2 separate regions of the Mus musculus genome follow, and region 1 is linked to region 2. A link is a contact called in ENCODE Hi-C or POLR2A ChIA-PET data. All regions are on one chromosome and are shown on one strand. The core of a region is the stretch at or near the end of the contact, and the rest is flanking DNA. Distances in the headings are between cores, read along the strand shown.

Region 1 (6,835 bases), core at 2,037-4,536, 40 kb after region 2:
TGAGTCTGGTGTCCATTTGGGAATTAGGATAACAGGAAGGATATACCTCTAAGAAAATGCAGCCCCGGCTTAATCCATGGCCCAGGGAGCCCCTGTGCATGAGTAGGAACCCACCTCTGTGGTGGTAGTTCAGAGTGCTGCCTGGGTTTCCTATCATGGCGAGTGGGGAAGTTGCTCCCTTGTGCAGTTAATGTAGAATTTAAGTGTGATGAGGCCCAAGCCACAGTTTCTAATGCAAAGCAGCTGTTACTGCCGCCTCTGCCTTTACTACTCACCCCTCTGTGGAGGTGCTTGGAGCTTGAGTCTGCATCTTGACCTTCTAGCCCAAGACACGATGGAAAACCACTCAGGAGCTTCTTAATGGGAAGTCCCCTTAGACCCTTTTGGGGTGAGGGACACCACATGAAAATTGATATTGGTTGAAGTAGATGTGAGTTTTTAGTTCAACTTCTGCCGAGTTGTATAGGCCAAATGGTCTCAAAAACAGTGGGTCAAATGGTCTCTCTTTATCTACTCTGCTCCTGAGAATGGGGGAAAATCCAGATCCTCTGACGCGTGTATTCATTTAGCAGTGGCTCTCAACCTTCCTAACACTGCGGCCCTTCAATAACGTTCCTCGTGTTGTGTGACCTCAACCATAAAATTATTTCAATGTAGTTTTGCTACTGCTATGAACTGTAATGTAAATATCTGATATGCAGGTGATCTGATATTCGACTGCAAAGGAGTTGCAACCCCAAAGTTGAGACCTGCTGATTTGGGGGCCATGGTTCTTCTTCACTTAACATTGTGCCTGGTAGGTTCCCACTCATAGCAGCAGGAGCAGTCAAGTTAGTCACAGTGCTTGTGAGAGTCTGCTCTCACATTTCTCCTTTTCATTGTGTGCCTTGAGGTAAGCTGAGGCTCAGTGCTGACTGACTGAGAGGAGTTAGGAGTTAGTCAGCTGGAGTACCACCTAGCTTCTTGTGTGCAGGGAGGTCCAGTCAAGGAGAGTGGGCTCACACTAGCCTGTTGACTGCAGCCCTGTTCTGCCCAGGCACAGTTCCTTAGAAGTCCAGGGGCTGCTCTACGATGTGAAATAGATTGGTCCTGTTGTTCCTATGTGCAGACAGAACCCCAGTCTCAGGTCACCTTCAATTGAAGATTTAAAAAGTAAACCAACCACTGGAAAGATGGCCCAGTGGTTAAGAGCACTGACTGCTCTTCCAGAGATCCTGAGTTCAATTCCCATCAACCACATGGTGGCTCACAAACATCTGTAATGAGGATCCGATGCTGTGTTCTGGTGCGTCTGAAGACAGCTACAGTGTTCCCACACACATGAAATAAACAACTCTTAAAAAAAAAAAAAGTAAACCATGACCGTTAAAACAATAAGAAATACTTGCAGCTTGGGAATTTCCTCTCTAAGTCTTCGTTGGGGAAACTGAACAGGCCAGGGGAGGGAACAACGGTGTCCCTTCCCCCTGCAGTTGAGCAACATTAGTCAAAAAGAGAAGTCTGGATAGTATCTCACTAAAGTCCTCTCCTGTGAAGTTTTTCTTGTAGGAATTTCTAGGTTCAGTAGGTTTTTTTGTATGTTTTAAATCAGTTTCCACTGAAAATGTTGAAATTTAGCTCAGTGGAGGAAATAAAATCACCCTATTCCTTTTGGCAAACTGTTAGAAAATGAGTAGAGACGTTATTTTGGATACCTTGAGCTTATTTTGTGTGTGCTTACGTATGTCAGCCTGTTCAGGTGTGTATACTTATGTCTGTGGGTGTGCGGGCATGAGTGTAGAGATGTGTGTGGAAGCCAGAAGACAGCCTCAGTTGTGTTCTTTGGAATTATTTACTTTTGTTTTCCCTCAGAGGGTCTCAGTGTTGGGTAGGCCGGGCTAGTGAGGGAGCCCAGCTCTGCCTCCCCATCACTGAGCTGGTGAGTGTGTGCCACCAGGCCTGACTCTTTTATATTGTTCTAGTAACCCTCAGCTTGTACAGCAAGCACTGTACTGAGATATCTCCCCAGCTCCAACACCTGTTATTACTATTAGCATCAGAAGCTAACAATTACTATTATTATTATCATGATATTTTTGAGACAGGGTTACTCTATGTAGCCCTGACTGTCCTGGAACTTGCTCTGTAGACCAGGCTAGCTTTGAACTTAGAATCCGCTTGCCTCTGCCTCCCAGGTGCTGGGTTTGTGCCACCACTGCCCTGCCCAACATTTATTATTATAGAAAATGTCAAACGTACAAAAGTAGCACACAGACCCAGCCTTGCCTAGCGTTCATTAACTGGGGCTTGTTTCAGGTCTCCTCACTATCTCATCCCCTCCTTTTGTTATTATATCTGCAGACATTTCACAATACAGATGGGAAGATAAAGCTTTTCTCTAACTCCAACAAAGCTCTGTACAAAAGTAGTGTATAGTCATGGCAGACAATAGAGCAGTATAAGACATCACCGTGGTTCCTCAGCCAGAAGAGCCACTGTTAACATTTAGGAATAATTCACTCACTCCTCCTCCCCGTGCCCCATCTCCCCTCCCTCTGCATTTCTCCTTTCCTTTTCTTGTGTGTGCTGGAGAGTGAACCCAGACCCTTACATATGCTTGGCAAGTCCTCCACCATTAGGCTACTCTACCATGTATTTACAGATGAGAAAAAAATTAATTACAAGAACATTGGCTCCATTTGTTGCCCTGCAATCCAGATTTAGTGGACAAATCTTAGATTATTTAAACTATGATGAAATAAATAACTTTTATAGTGCTAGAACAGGTAGAGATAGAATTTAAAGATTAGTTATTTTATCAGGTGACTTTTCTCTAGGTCAAGTTACAGCTTTAAATCCAAGTTCTTTTCAGCCTTTAGAAACATTGTGCTATGAAAGTATTAAGCTAATATTGTACAGTGTACATTAGTCCAGAGCTTGCCTGTGTGGGAATTGACTGAGTGACTAGCACAAGTGGTCACAGATTCTCTCTGGTGAGATGTGCTCAAAGCAGCATCAACAACCAAGGGCCGGTAGGAAACCTTTCTTCAGCTATGCTTTAGTACCTAATTCTGTGGGAGAAGTGACCTCCTCCAGCCCCCGACTTACTGTAGTGCTGCCTTCTTAAATTATGTGCTAAGAGCTTAAGTACACAGATAAGGCGAGAAGCAGCGGTCACTTAATGAGCTGGAGAAAAGGAAAGCTTGACCTTCTTACCGACTTGGAAAAGGATCAGGCTGATCTCTGGCCGGAGGCGGCTCCTGCGTGCACTCACGGGGCCCATCTCTGCTGCATGTGCCGCCTTCTCCACTTTTCTCCTTTCAGAAAGGAAGAAGTAAAGAGAGGAACTCATATTAAGGAAGCACAAGCAGGAACTTTTAGAAATTGTGTAAGAATGGTTTGTAATAAGTTTCACCATTTAGAGTTGAGATTTCAGTCTAAGCGTGCGTGTATGTTAGAAACTGCCATGGGCATTTGATATTCTTTGTGGAGCTTGCAGGAGGTCAGTACTCCTCAAGCAGAGCCTGGCATTTTAGAGTGCTCTTACTGATGTGCTCCACTGCAGAGGGCCTCTCAGGGCCAGAAACTGTTAGACGTGAGCAGCAGCAGCAGAGGCCATGTTTCCTGTAGTCCTGGGAGAAAAACCCAGGGAGTGACCAGAGCATCCGGCATGGTAAAAAGGTACACAGCTGCTGTTAAGCTTGTGCGCCTGGCTTGCATTGAAAGATTTCTTGGTGTTGATAAGCAAAATGGCTATGTCCCTTGGTGCTTGCTTTGGGTCTGAGTCACACACAGCACCCCCTCTCCCCCAGCCTTTACTAGTCAAGTGGTTCTTTGTAAGTATCAGGAACTCAGCTGATCAGCAAAAAGAGACTTGTTAACAGGACTTGAAGTGGCTCCTGGAGTCTCAGAAGGCCTGGAGAACCATGTGAACTCCAGGTCAAGAGGAGCTTGAGTCACACTGGGAAACTGGTCTGATGATGGGTACTACGTGCTGCAAATTCTGTCATTAGCACCCACTCATCAGCCCACCTCCCTAGCCACTTGATATTAGTGCTTGCACTTGGCAAAAAGCCTTGTTTTATTCTGGGTCACCAGCTCATTCCAGTCTTGGCAACAGGCTAAGGTGTGGCACCGGTACCCTGCTTCAAGGAAGCCCAGAAAAGCAGCTTCCCCGCCCTCCAAGAACGAACTCCCCTGACAGGGAGAGAATGCAGTGCTGGCCACTGAAACGTGTGTACTCTTCCCTTTCCCCGTGCTCTATCACACGCTGCATCAGAAGCCTCACTATGAATTTAGTGGCATGTCACCACAGCCTCTAAGAGCACACCTAAGTGCACTTTTGGCATTGTCTGTTTGTAGTCAGAGTGTGGCTTGCAGGGAACAGACCTGGCCTGCTTCCCACAGCCCAGGCTCCTACTGCCCATAGGCTTGGAAGGGATTGACAGATGACTTAGGAAATGGGTCAGCTTCTCCTGAAAAGCACTTGTGTTTCTGTGGATAGAAATTTCTCATGAGCCTATTTTAATTTTAAGCCAGGCAACTTCTAGACAGGAAGTTGAGTAAGTGTACGTGATCTCGTATGTCCAAATCTCCTTTCAAATACAAGTGAACCCCATATTCAGTATTCACTGACTAGTTTCTGAGCCACACAGGCAGCTCAGTCAGTGTAGGCTCTGGATGAAGGCAGCCTGGGAACAGCACTGGATGCAGGCGGCCTGAGAGCATCACTTTGGGTAAGTTCTCTCACTCCTTCTAGGCTCTGTCCACTTGCTTTGAAGAGAGTGGAGCTGTTTAGAGATGGTGCACCCAGGGCATCAGTGCCTGGAACACTAGCTCTCCCTGTACTTCCCTCTTTTAGTGAGTCATTGTTCAAGAATTTAACTTAATGTTTTTATTTGTTCTAGTAGGTGGCAAGTGGGAGAAACCATCAGAAATTCTGGAAATCAAGGGACAGAATTGGGAAGAGCAAGTGAATAGCCTGCCTGAGGTGTTCAGAAAAGCCGGCTTTGTCGTCGAAGCTTTCACTAGACTGCCATACCTGTGTGAAGGCGACATGTACAATGACTACTATGTTCTGGACGATGCTGTCTTTGTTCTCAGACCAGTATAAACACGTGGAGGCCCAAGTCCTCAGAGTCACCCCTGCAACCGACCCTCCAGAAGAGGAGATGCATCCAGTGATGTGAGGGGGACCTCTGGGGACTGTCATTCTCAGTATCATGTAGGAATTTAAAAAGCCAAAATACTAATTCTTTCTTTGTAGTGTGTAAGGGAGTGTTTTTAAAAACAAAACCCAACTCTTTGTGTATTTTTAATCAACTCTTTACTCAGAATCACGCTCCAATGCAGGTCACTCTCCAATTATGATGGAAGATATTTTTTATACTTAATTGCTGTAGGGACTCATTCCCAGACAAAGCAATAGTCATGATGTCATGGAACCGATCAATGGATTGTTTTTAATAAATGAAGACTGGCAATAAAGCTGTCCATTCAATTCCAAATATTGGTTATAAAGTAGAACCATTGATAACTTTCATGTTTAGAAACTCCTTCTCTTACTATTCAAAAAATGTTTTTAATCATGCTAATAAACGTTTTTGGAGATGACTCTGGCACCATGTTCTTCTCTCAGACTCTGCAGCTTTGGCTTCATGGATGCCCTCAGTAGGAGCATGATGTGAAACACTCAGGCTGAGCCTGGAAGGAAAGCAAGGTTCAGCTTGGGTGTGGTGCAGAAGCCCAGGGAATTTTGACACCCCTAGAATGGCCTGCCTTACTCAGATATAGTGCTCTAGGAAGTGCCTCTCAGTCAGTGTACCTGCTTCTGGCCACAAAACAGCTTTGTTTTCCTAAGCTTCCTTAATTCCTCAGGATTGAAGCAGTCTGTGGCTTTGACTGACAGGATTCAGCCTAAATAGACATTCACCTTCTTCCACTTCCTTGAATGCCATCTTCCCAGAACTTGGCTTATCCCTAGATCCTTAACTGAGAGTAAGTATGTTTGCTGAAGACCATTACCAGACACCTGCTAGAATCCAAAGTGCTCCCAATAAACCCAGAAACACAGTGATAGAGGAGACCTCATTAGCAAGAACAGTAAGCATTGTGGACACTAGTCCGGAACCTAAAGACCCAGCAGTCAGAGCGGTGACAGTGTGAATGAGGTAGTCACAGTATGTTACCCACGTGTTCATTACCTGTGACCATTACTCACAGAAAACTACAACACCTGGGCAGAGAGGCCAGCATGTTCATTAGGAGCAGCCTTGAGAGCCCCACCTTAGCAGCCCTGCGCTGTTACTGTGTAGTCAGACAAGGGGTCATGGGTCGATGCACAATTGTTAGTGGTGTGGTGTGTTCTTATTTTTTTCCCCAGAACTTTGGGTAAATGAAGTACAGACAGTGGCCTAGTGAACAGAGGAATGCAGCAACCCTAACATACTTCTTTTGCAGTGGAAGCTTGCTTCTTTACCTGGCGTCATCAGGGGCTGCTGTTTTATCCTGGGAGGGGTATTCAGAGCCAGGTGGCTTCAAAGCGCCTCCTGTCTCTGAAGTTGAGGTCTATTGGAAAAAGACCATAGAAAAACAGAGAGCACATGTGTTTATTCATTTTAAAGACAAATTCTCAAGAAAATCAGAGGATCTTTGAAGACCAGTTTATTAAAAATGCCATTTTGTGACTTGGAAACCAGATGCAGATGTATTCCTATGTCCTATCTGGTCTGGGACGTCTTAGTGTGTTGTCACCTTTGGCCACTAGATGGTGATGTTGTTTACCAAGTGGCAATGGTCCACCTCTCATGGAAGCCTCCTTTTCTCTGCAAGTATAATAATGCTGCTTTGTGTGCAG
Region 2 (7,098 bases), core at 1,995-4,494:
TTTAGATAGGATTTGTCTCATTTAATTTAATACACATTTAATATGTTGGGCCAAACATACCTTTTTCTGAAGGTGTACCAAAAATTAAGAAGCTTAAAAACATTTGTCTATGGGCTGAAGAAATGTGTCTGTGGGTAAAGTGACCCTCTGCTTTTGATGAGTTTAGATTCCCAGCATTGGTGGTATGGTAGAGAATGTATGTAACCTTACCGTGTGTGTGTGTGTGAGTGTGTGTGTAAAACCCTACTGTGGGAGTGTGGCAGATCATTGGAACTTGCTGATCAGCCACCTCATCTGTGCTGGGTTCAGTGACAGACCATGTCTTAAAAAAAAAATTATGGATTATGATGGGGGAATGTAGCCATTCTTTTGGCTACTTTGTGAGTTTCTCTTCTACCCTTTCAACTTCCTAACAGTAGATATGAAAGAAGAAAGGAGAGAGGGGAAAAGATGATGCTATCATTAGACTACCTCTAGCTGATCAGGGGCATCAGGGCCCTTGGGACAAGTTTGATCTTTGCTGTCAGGATATTTAATTTCTTGTTGTTATTGTTTCTTCTTTGTGCATGCTAATTAACAAACTGCAACCAACAGCAACCAACCCAACAACTCATTTATTAGGGCTCAAGCATTTATATACCCTCTGAAGAGTCTTCAGAACTCCAAATGTCTCACAGTCACAGAAACTATCTGCAGCTGGCAAAACAGTGCCCCTGCTAGAGCATGAGGCAAATCATAGCTGCTATGGACAATCTGAAACAGCCCCACATCCCACACATGGGTTTAAAACAAAACATATTCTCATAATATTTATGTTTTTTTAAATAGAAACCAAAATTCTTACTATAGGGGAGGACACCCGAAGTCAATCTCTTTCACACATACATACATACACACCCACATGCATGTATATACAAAAAAACTGGAGAAAAACATTAAATTACAGGAGTCCTTTTAGACTATTAGCTCCACAAGGAGGCTACAATGGTTTTAAGTCTTCTGCAAATCCATGCCTCTAGCTTTCTGTGGTTTTTCTTCACATTGTACTGTGAAGTTGAAAAGCAAATCTCAAGTTAGGAGTGGCAGCACATTCTTGTGATCCCTGTGTTTGTGAGGCATAGTCAGGATGATTGTGAGTTCAAGGCCAGCTTAGCCTGTATAACAAGGACTGATGAAAAGGAAAGGAGGGTTAAAGAGAGGAGAAGAAAGGGGAGGGGGAGGTAAGGGAAGAGTTAGGGGAAGTTGCTTAAGAAACAAGCTGCTTGCCTGCATGACCCAGCCACAATTTCTGGTAATAGAACAGAAACCCAGGCTAGACACTCAGGGTCAGCAGGCACAAGGATAGCAGGTATGTGACTCTTGAGTGTTAATACCTACATTTCAAAGCCACATTGGAAAGGATATTGCCTCATCTTTGGCTTTCTGTATTAGGGGTGTCTCTTGCTATTCCCATCATGGATAACTGAGGTTTTAATGTACAGTAGTGACATCCTAGTAGCAGGCCTGAGGGCAATCTGAACTTCTGCTTAGTATATTTACTCTTGCAGCTTTCCTTCCTCCTGATTTGTAATTCAGGAAGCTGAGAGGAGAGACAGCAAGGCTTCTTGGATGGATCGAAAAGCCAGGAGCTGGGATACCACCCTCTATAAAAAGGTTTGCTATCATATTTGCTTCTTCATTTGCTTATGCTGTGCTTTGCTTTCTTCCTGTGCTTCCTAAATGTAAATCACACTTACACAAGTAGTTTGTGATTATAGAGTAGTTTGAATGTGAGGGTAATTTATTTTTTTAGGTGAGCTGCTCAGGCATAAAGCAAAATTTGGTAGGTGTCTTAGCTGTCAAGTTCACCCCAAATTCTTCAGATCCTATCAGATGTATCTTTGCTTCTTGTTTAGAGGATACATTTAGGATTGAAGTCTTGGAGCTGTGGTTAAGCAAGCTTAATCTTAGGACACAGTTTTCTGTATCCTTTGTCTTTAGAAATGAAATATGCCCGTTTATGCACTCTTGTTGTATCTCCTCTTTACTTAAAAAGGTGAAGACTCTGGTTTGATACAGAAGAGCTTTATTGGAACTCAAAGAGGGGACATAATACAGTCATTTACATTCACTATTATAGCTTCTTTTAAGTATGTTGGACCAGTACTTCTAGAAAGTTGAGCTCAATTTAGTAAGGTATAGTCTTGGGTTTAACACCCAACTTGGAGAGATGTCAGGGAATATACCAGAATGAGAGAAGACAAAGTATTTTGTTATATTCTATGCACATTAGGTAACAAAATATTCTTATTAACGAAAGATGGTAAATAGATACTTTAACACCTAAGGAGTTTGTGATAAGGAATGCCATTTCTCATCCAGGGGTCATTATTTCATAAACGGAAATCTCTTCAGTGTAGTGTGATGAAATTAACGTAAAGATAAATTTGTTTTATAATTAATTTAAAATTAATGTACAGAATCTGTCGCTGTCAAATGAAAAGCATATTCTAACAAACCTAGGAAGGTGTGAGTAGCTGGGCTAGGAAATATGCTGTAGCTTAGTAGCAACAGTTGAGACACAACGACATCTCATGACCCTCATTTTAGAAACATTGGGCTTCTTCCTGCTATAAATGATCTAAGAAATATCTGGCTAAATCTCCCCAGACCGAGCACATTTTAAGAATGTCTGGTCCAACTTCTATCAGCTTGAGAAAACATGGCAGCCAGGACTAACTTGCAAGGAAACATGGCAGCCAGGACTAACTTGTGGCCTTCGTTGTCCAGCAGATGCTATTTTCCATCACATTTCGTTGAGTGCTCCAGGAGCAACAGTTTCCAACAAAGGCAGAGCTTTCACTCATGAGGGCTTCACTAGACCTGTGACAGCCGCTTCTCAGGCTTGGGAACACCGGGACTGGGAGTGGCGGTGGGATTCTTTCCCCCTCGATTCTCTGCTTTGCAGCTATCGGGTGGCTTTTGGAGTTGGGAGTCAGGTTCGCTGACCCCAGATGGAAATTATTAAATAGACGGTCAAGACTGTAGCAAGAAGGGCAGCGCGGGTCTATCGAATAAACCTGGGTCTGTGTCAATGGGAACAATTAGGTCAAAGGTGTAATCGAGGGGCCCACAGGGTAGTTACTAAGGCAAGACAAGCCCGGAAGTCCTGCAGACCCCTCCTCGGAGGGGCCAGACTCTAGTAGCCCCTTTAGGAAGTCTCCCCCGGATCTTCCGCCATTATGAGTCCAGGCGGCGCCACGGAGGACGTGCACGCCCTCTCTCCCAACTCCCGGGCCTCCCGGTCTCCGCTCATTGGGCAGGGAGGACGCCCCTCCTGCGTTTGTACGTGCACCGGGTGGAAACACGACCTGGAGTCGTTGGCGTTCCGGGCTGGGAAGGGCCGCGGGGGACGTGAGAAGGCCGCGCGCCTGCCGCTCCTCCCCCGCCCCCCCTCCCGCGCCATCTCCCCCTCCCTCTGCCTCGGCCCCGAAGGGGGCTGCACGGGCGACTTGGCGGCGATGGCTCGAGCTCCGGCGGCGACGACGGTGGCCGGAGGCGGCGGCTCCTCCTCCTCCTCCTCCTGGGCTTGGGCCCGGCGGTGATCCGAGCTGGCGGCCGCGGCCCCCCGATGAGACTGTTGGCGGGCTGGCTGTGCCTGAGCCTGGCGTCCGTGTGGCTGGCGCGGAGGATGTGGACGCTGCGGAGCCCGCTCTCCCGCTCCCTGTACGTGAACATGACTAGCGGCCCCGGCGGGCCAGCGGCGGCCGCGGGCGGCGGGAAGGACACGCACCAGGTACTGGGCCGCAGCCCTGCGGAGCGGGGGCGTGGCGCGGCGCGGCGGGGCGCTCGGCCTTCCCGCGCTCGGCCGGGCCATTGTGCGGGGCGGCGCGCTCGGGCCTCGGCCCCGGCCTCTCACAAACTTTTCCCGGCCCGGGCGCTGGCCCCACGGCGCCTTTTGTTCGGCGGCGCGGGCGGGGGACAGCCTTTGCTGCCTGGCTCCCCGGGCCCCAGCGTGGGCGCCCCGAAGCCCCGCATTGTTCCCAGGCCGGCGGCGGCGTCCGCGTCCGCCCTCAGGACCCGAGCAACTTTGGGTAGGGCCACCCAACTGGCACTGGGGCCTGAGCAGAAAACTGCCCCAGCTCTCACCCAGCCAGCCTTCCTCTACCCCCCCGAGGGACAAAACCGAAAGCCGGTCTCTTTTTGTCTGGCCGAATCTCTGGATATACAAAGGGTTCTAAAGACATTAAACTGGGCCTCGTGAACATTTCGGCTGACATTTCCCCGAAGCACTTAAAAAAATGTGTTTGACAGGTCTGGGCTCCCAGCCTAGGAACTCTCCTCCCCCTCTGCCTATGAGACGTGTCCTTTCAACTTGGGTTTAGTGAGCTGACCAGAGAGGTTGGGATGAGGAGGAAGATGATGCAAGCTTTAAACGGAGAGGTTTAAAAAATCTGAACTGTTCAGCAGTGAATTCTTGTAGCTAATGAATGGATTGTGAGCCGTGGGGGTTCTACCGGTTGGATGGGGTTGGATGGTCTTTTCATTAGCTATTTGTACCACTTAAAGAAACATGCATGGGTCAGCTGTTGAATTAAGAGGGAGGTAGTTTGCATTTGACCGTAAGTAGTTTGTGGTTAACCTTGCAGTCACAGAAGAGAAGCCTTTGAATTTAGACAAACTTTGCGCTTTTTCTAAAAGCCTGAGTTTAGTATGTCTTGCTTTTACAGAGAGATGTAAGGAATGATTCCTTGTGTTATTTGGACCTCACCTTTTTATGTATAACAGCATTAAGATTTTATTTGCTATTAACTGGATTGTGTTGTTTTTTTTATGGTGTTGGGATGGAACCCAGGTCCTGGAAACTGTTCTACCCTGATCAATACTCAGACCTCATTTTCTATTTTGGAAGGAATCCTCGATTTTCATTATTTAAATTTACTAGTGATTGTGGCGTTTTAGATGCCCTTTTATGTAGTATTGTTAGGAGTGCGATAAACTTAGTATAACATCTTAAATTGTATAACCATGCTTATTGTCACAGACTATGTTATGCTGGCTCAGTGTCATAGAGACAACTCTGAGGTATACACTGTTAATTAAGTAGGATCAGAATGCCTCATGCCCGTGTGGAACAAGGACTTGGAAATGCTGTGTTTAACAAGCAGTGGATAGAAAAAACGATTATTCCCTATGATGAGGAATTGCGGTTGAGTCTCCCAGTTGTCGGTATTTATGATAACACTTGGGATTACTGCAGAGGCTTGATTTAGGTGCTCATAGAAATTGTGCTTATGGGATGGCTCAGTAGTTAAGAGACTGTGCTCAGTCAGCTCAGACAGCTACAGCTCAGACAGCTCACAACTCTGTAATCCCAGCTCTTGCAGGATTGGATAGCTCTGGACTTCTTCAGCACATGAGCGTGTGCAGGCGCGCACACACACATGTACACACACACTATATATATTGTGACTGTAGAGCCCAGGAAGAATGATGGCAGAGGACACTATCTCAGTGCTTCTCAGCAGAGGGCATTTTCTAACTGCATACATTCATTTATTTCTGTGGTGCTGAAGATCAAACTCAGGCCTTGTAAATGCTGGGCAAGTACTGTACCACTAAGCCTCATCCATAGTCAGTTTGTCTGTATGTCTGTCTGTCAGTCCATTTGTCTATATGTAATTTTGAGACAGGGCTTTGTAGCTCTGACTGGCCTAGTACTCCTATGTAGTTCAGACTGACTTTGAACTCAAAGCAGTCTTTCTGCCTCAGTTTCCAGCATACTAGGATTACAGGTGTTCCATGACCATGCGTGGCTTGTTCTTTGTTTGCTTGTTTGTTTTTCTCTGTGTAGCCCTGGTTGTCCTGGAACTCAATCTGTAGATGAGGCTGATACTGAACTCAGAAATCTGCCTGCCTCTGCCTCTTGTGTGCTAGGATTAAAGGCATGTGCCACCTGGCTACCCTTAGTTTTTTGAGATAGGGTCTGTGTAACTCAGGATGGCCTCAGATTCAGAGTCCTTCTACGTCGGCCTCCTGAGTACCAGGATTGTTTTAAGTGTATATCACTATACTCTGCCAGACAGTATTTTTGAGGTGAATAAATTTGTTATGAAAATAAATATCTGTGAGTAAAGATGAAAATGACCAGGATGAAAGAAGTGTGTGCCTAGAGGCCGCCATGAACTAATGCAGGGTGGAAGACTGTCTTTTCTGCACTCCTGGCGGGTATATGGTTTATTTCTTTTATATTTCAGAATCCTGGTTTGCTACATAACTTTCTTGCTTGTGAAGTAGCTTTAATGGCTTCCCCTCTTCAAATTAATAGTTTTATAGAGGCTTTCTGGTGTTCATTTGGGTGTGTGGGTTCCAAGGCCAGCCGCATCTGGTTCTTTTGGAGTTTCATGAAAGAATTAAGGGCTAAACCATACTTAACCCAGGTTTTCTTGGTAGTGTTTTATGAAGGATTTATGGTGCAGGGTTCTTTGGTTAAGAGAAAGATCTGGGGTAACATTTACTCATTAAAAATTGCTATGTAGTAGTTAGAGCTAGAGATCAAGGCTTATCTTGGAAACTAAGTACCTTGGTCCAGTGTACTAGCTTCAGAACTGAGTTAAGCTTTACCTTGGTAAGAAACAAGGGCCAAACTAGTCTCACTGAGTTGAGTAGCCTTTGAAATAAGCATAGTCTCAATGTTTTTACATGGTTAACAGTGGGTGTGGAAAATAGTATTTTGTAATATCTGAATTTCACACATGAAATTCAAGTGTCAAGAGTTTTTGTTGAAACAGCCCCCACATTGGTTCAGCTATGGACTGCACCACTGCGTGTGTGCAGGGCGACGACATAGAGTTGAGTAATCAGTGGCTAACAGTATTTTCTCTGGCCTCTTAAAAGTATATAGCTTTAAAAAGTCTGTTTATTCCTCTCAAGAGAAAATTCCCAGCTTCATTAACCACCTGTGCATTCTCAGTCGCAGGATGGAGGGTGGCCTCACAGGGGAGAGAGAGCAGCAGAGCTAGCTGTCACTGTCACTGTCAGTCCAAGAGCATAAAAGAGAGCAACACAGAACCTTCGGATGTAGTGCTTTCAGTGCATTCTATCTAGTGCTTACAGCTA

The links. Hi-C counts contacts between places; a loop is a spot of excess contacts on that map. ChIA-PET counts read pairs that join two places held with the same protein, here RNA polymerase II (POLR2A).
Region 1: a loop to region 2 is called in a map of heart, with 2.3 times the contacts of the local background. The contact joins the promoter of Igsf6 here to the promoter of Mettl9 in region 2. A Hi-C loop is called at or near these places in 5 of 37 maps with a recorded cell type or tissue (adrenal gland and heart). POLR2A ChIA-PET finds 5 or more read pairs at or near these places in 2 of 5 experiments (Patski and embryonic stem cell).

Annotation. Positions count from the first base shown.
Region 1 is chr7:121,071,244-121,078,078 of GRCm38, forward strand. It overlaps Igsf6 (immunoglobulin superfamily, member 6), which reads right to left and starts at 3,287. Exons shown (of 6, transcript NM_030691.1): 1 at 3,196-3,287. The coding sequence starts at 3,262. Mettl9 (methyltransferase like 9) reads left to right here. Exons shown (of 5, transcript NM_021554.2): 5 at 4,887-5,592. The coding sequence ends at 5,092.
Region 2 is chr7:121,031,201-121,038,298 of GRCm38, forward strand. Mettl9 (methyltransferase like 9) reads left to right here and starts at 3,245. Exons shown (of 5, transcript NM_021554.2): 1 at 3,245-3,775. The coding sequence starts at 3,611.